Regions from separate parts of the Homo sapiens genome. Here region 1 is linked to region 2. Evidence: read pairs that join two places in POLR2A ChIA-PET (ENCODE). Cell type or tissue: Caco-2. All regions are shown on one strand.

The links. Peaks named below come from ENCODE experiments on the same cell type or tissue, not always from the same donor. Only the 100,000 strongest peaks of a DNase experiment are listed, where the experiment ranks them.
Region 1: POLR2A ChIA-PET joins it to region 2 with 7 read pairs; 2 of 35 experiments call an interaction of 5 or more read pairs at or near these places.

Annotation. Positions count from the first base shown.
Region 1 is chr20:38,761,888-38,764,387 of GRCh38, forward strand. All of the region lies in intron 5 of ACTR5 (actin related protein 5), which reads left to right. Among named protein-coding and RNA genes, the nearest start is that of ACTR5, 15 kb to the left of the region's middle. In Caco-2, no CTCF peak of the experiment used is centred here; no DNase peak of the experiment used is centred here.
Region 2 is chr20:37,282,858-37,285,357 of GRCh38, forward strand. No RefSeq gene overlaps it. Among named protein-coding and RNA genes, the nearest start is that of MANBAL, 5.5 kb to the right of the region's middle. In Caco-2, no CTCF peak of the experiment used is centred here; a DNase peak (open chromatin) is centred at 1,171.

The DNA of each region.
Region 1 (2,500 bases), 1.5 Mb after region 2:
TGTTGGGAAAGGGCAGGCAGAAGGAAGCTGAGAAGTAACCACAGGATTGCCTAAATAGCACCTGGGACTTTCTGCACTCCTGCCCCCCTGGAGCATATTTAACTTTTCTATTGCTACAAAAACCATTCCAAACTTAGCAGCATAAAACAGCAACCATTTTATTGTGCTCATGGGTTTGGTGGGTGAGGAATTGAGAGAGGCTACAGGGATCTCTGCTTCAAGTTGCCTGGAGCCACTGCTGGGAAGAATTAAATAGTTGGGGACTGGAATCAGCTGGAGGGTTTTTTACTTACCTGTCTGGTATCTGGGCTGGGAGGACTCAAGGTCTGGGTTCATGGGGGACTCTTGACCCAGGCACCCACATATGGCCTCTTGGTGTGCCTTGGGCTCCTCCCAGTGTGGCCACTGGTTTCCAAGAGGGAGCTTCCCAAGAGAGCAGCTAGAGAGTGAATGTTTCAAAAGATGAAAGCATAAGCTGCATGACCTTTCAGGACCTTACCTTAGAAGTCACATGACATCATTTGCACCATACTTTGTTGGTTGTAGTCCTCACAGTCCCCCACTGAGACTCAAGGGGAGGAAACAAAGACCCTCCACCTCTGTTTGGGGAGTGTCAAGGTCACATTACAGAAAAGTGTGTGGGATAGAAGTCACTGTTGTGACCTTCTTTTAAAAATATAATCTGCTCCGGAGCCCAAGTGGAAAGAGTACTGGGAGGCATCCTTTAGACTGCAGGCTTACTGGTTGGGTGTAACAGAAGCAGATAGAGTTGGTGGAGGGATGACGGCAAAAGTGATTGGATTCCAGGCTGGGTAGAGAAGGGCATGTGAATCCACAGGAAAGGTCATCACTTGGATTGAGGGAGGCTGGAGTGGAGGTTAGGATGAAGATGAAGAATAGGGTAAAAATGTGGGATGTAGAGAGGAAGGACTCCAGTGGAGCCCAGTGCTTGCTTTCACCTGTTACTTGGGGAATCACAGGTTACAGGTTTTGTCTGTAGTTATTTTAAATACACAGATGACATCTTTGTCTTCAACCCAGTAATACAACAGAATTATTTAAGGGACCAAATTGAGTGTGTGTTTAAAAGGGAAGAGGGAAGCGTTGTTCGTTTCTCACCCGACGCTGCCCTAAGTTCACGTCCCACTTTTACATAGATGGAGAAGCAGCTCAGAGTGTACTGTTTCCAGCTCTAGTACTGTGACCTTTAATATACCTTTGGTTGCCATTCCGAGCTGGATCAGTGTGACTCCAGAGCCTGACCACCTTCTGTTATGTCACACTGCCTCCTGGTTCCTGGTTCCCCCAGATGACAAACCACCAAATGAAAAAGAACTTTGATGATTAATTTCCATTCCTCCCCTGGAACCCCTTTGGGGTCATTCCTGAAGAGCTGGGTTTGGTGCCAAGCCAGAATAGGCACAGACACTCCCATGGTAGGGCTCCTTTCTTGTGAGGGAAGCTGAGAGTCTTCCAGATCACAAACTGCAGATGGCAAGGGGAATGTTCCTTTACTCCCTCTCTGCTGTCCCTGCTGGGACAGAGGAGCCTGTCATTGCCTCAGCTGGTCTTGCTGCTGCATGTAAAATCTTTCATTCATCTCTTGTATTACCTACTCTGACCTCAGGCTAGATTGTTTTCATGTTCCTAAAGCCCCAATTGTCTTATCCTTAGCCTCATGATTTATAGAACTCCAGCTTAAGGCAGAACAAAGACTTTGGAACTGAGCAGTTCTGCCTCTTCCCACATGTCCACTGCCTACTAGTGTGATGTGATCTTGGGCAAGTTACTTCACCTCTCTGAGCCATAGCATCCTCACCCATCAAATACAGTAATGTCTGCAGTGAGGGTTGTGCAGATAGCAGGTGTCCCTCCCCTCTTTGTCTGATTCAGTATTGGCAGGGACAGCTTTTGCTTCCTTCCCTGAGAGCAAGGTTCTTTAGATTCGTGTCACCCAACCCATCTTCCTCCTCCTCAGATTACCTCTATAAACCAGCCCCCTCATCCTGTGCACAAGTCTCACATGAAGAAACATTCACTTTCCTTTCCAGGGTTTATCCTCAAGCCTGGAAAATCCCCCTCAAATACTGTAGAATCATCTATACTGAACAGAATTTAGAGTACATTGTCACCCATCTTGCATGCCATATTTGCCACATGACTTTTGGTGTGTGAATGTGTGTGGGGTATTGAGGGGTATTGCCTTATTTTAATGCTAGTTTACATTTGCAGTATATATGAGTAGGTTCTAGAGAAGTATATTTAAGTCCTCTGAATTATGTTGGTGATTTACATACTTCATAAATTCCGAGAGTAAGGAGAGACTCAGAATGCATACTCAATGGCGCAGTCTCCTCTCAAGCATACTTGGCTTTGGTTACACTCTGCTTGAACCCTCCCAAGACACTACCTCATAAGACAGTCCATTCTGCAGCAGCTGTCATTGTTACAGCATTCTTCCTTGGGATGCAACTAAATATTTCTACCCAGAACTTCTCTC
Region 2 (2,500 bases):
AGAGGAAAAACATCATACAATTAAAAGGCACCATCGTTATTCAACTGGAAAAGTGCCTTCCCGGGACAAGTGATTCTGCTTGTGCTGTGTATGATTGGATATTTAGTGTGAATTTAACCCAGGGTGTCAACTGTGCTGTCAGTTAGAGCTAAGTGTAATGGGGCACTTAGTAAATGTGGAGGTAATTAAAGCCATCCAGATGCTGGATGTGGGTGAGCTTTGTGCTGCCTCTGGGACTGAAATGCTTTAGAGAGATGAAGTTCTGGAGTCTCTTTTTGGGGTGCACTGGGAGTGTAAGTCCCGGCGTTGGCCTTTGCTGCTGCTGTACCCTTCTGCTGGAGACTGAAAGCCACCTATTCTGGGAAGCCTTCCCTGATCACCAAGACAGAATCTGATGTTCTGGGTTTTCCTGGCACCGCACACACTTCTCACAATATCCTATTATCTTAGTTTGTTTCTATGCCCATCTCCCCCAACTGGAGTCCAAGATATTGTCCCTAGGATTTTTCTGACATACAGTTAGTGCTCAATAAGTGTCTGCTGAATGAAGCTTTTCAGGTTTCACAACCATGGGAAATCTTGGGTCTCAAGAACAGATCAAGGTGTTTGATTTTCCTGGGAAGGGTAGACCCTGTGTAGTTCTGGCAAGTGATCCCTCTTCTGATGGAAATTCTGTTTGATGCCCTCCCTAGTGAGGCCAGGGTGGCAACGTGAGCCTATCCTCCTTTGCAGCAGACCTGAGCCCTGTAGATTTACAGATATCTGAGTGTGGAATCCAGCCCTGAGTCCACACCTTGTAGAAAGCAGGAGGAGAGCAGGCCTTGAACAACTGAAGTTGCTTATCTGCTATGAGCCTCCTGGAGGCCCAAATAAAGAATCCAGAATGTGGCGAGTCTCCACTGCTGCCTGGGCCCTGTTGCCTCTAAGATGAACTTATCGCTGACCTTTCTGGCACATGGAGAATGTCCCCACTGCCCGGAGAAGAGAGGCCTCTCCTTGTGGTCCTGCATTCTGGACTCAGTGGGATCCACCGCACTCAGCATTCTTGGCTTCATGCTGGAGCTGAGCGTAAGGTGAGAAGGAGTTGCTGGGAACACTGTGATACCTGGCTCAGGCAGGAACCACCCAAGTCAGGCATGATCAGATCTTGGACTGACAGCCACCTGCTCTGAACAAGGCCCTGGACTCTGGACTTACCACTGTCTCTGACCAACCCTTCCAGCTGGCCTTTCTACCTCCAGATTCGGAGTCTGGAGTCAGGCTTCTGGCTGGTCATGGTTAGGTCCAGTGTCCATGCTCCAGCAGGAATTGAGGGGAGCGTGTCCCTCCCATTCGTCTGCCATTATCTCCCTGCTTCTTGGGATTCCCACAAATGGGGTCTCAGATGCTGGGCAGCCCAAGTGACAAATACTAGCTGGGTTCCCATTCTATGAACTTGATATTCTCTCTCGGAGGGCTCCATCTCCTGGGCCCATCTCTGCCCCATGTGGTGTCTGCTGAGGTGCCTGGGTCTAGAGAATCCACTTCCAAGATAGTTTCTTTGTTCAAAAAATGTTTTTTTTTATTTTTTTATTTTTATTTGAGATGGAGTCTTGCTCTGTCACCCAGGCTGGAGTGCAGTGGCGCAATATTGGTTTACTGCAAACTCCGACTCCCTAGTTCAAACAGTTCTCCTGTTTCAGCCTCCTGAGTAGCTGGGATTACAGGCACATGCCACCATACCCAGCTAATTTTTGTATTTTAGTAGAGACGGGGTTTCACCATGTTGGCCAGGCTGGTCTTGAACTCCTGACCTTGTGATCTGCCTGCCTTGGCTTTCCAAAGTGCTGGGATTACAGGCGTGAGCCACTGTGCCTGGCCCAAAATTTTAAAACGAAAAATTAAAACATACAAAAAAGCCAAAAGAATTGTTCAAAAAATGCTATACCCATCATCTATTAGGTTGGAACAAAAGTAATTGCGGTTTTTGCCATTCCTTAACCTAACAGATTCTATGCTTAACTTTCATTCTGCCACATTTACTTTAACACACATGCATCCATCTCTCCACCGCTCTGAGGTAGCTTCTTCACTCTTGGGTCTGATGCCTGATGCTCCCTGCACTCTTTCTCCCTATGTGGCCTGAGCTTCTCACAGCTCGGTGGTCTCGGGATAGTTGTTCTTTCTGCATGGTGGCTGATTTCCAGGCCAGTTCAACACCATGCTTGAAACTGACACAGCATCTCTTCCACAATTGTCTATTGCTCAAAGCAGTCACTGGGTAGAAGAGCATGTGGGATGGGGAATACCAGCCACTTAGGATAAACAGTCAGCTGCAAAGGGTGGTCAGTGGAGCCTTGAAAAGGTGATATTGGGGCTCGGTGCGGTGGCTTATGCCTGTAATTCCAGAACTTTGCGAGGCCAAGGCAGGTGGATCGCTTGAGCTCAGGAGTTAGAGACCAGCCTAGCTAACGTGACAAAACCCCATCTCTACCAAAAATATGAAAATTAGCTGGGTGTG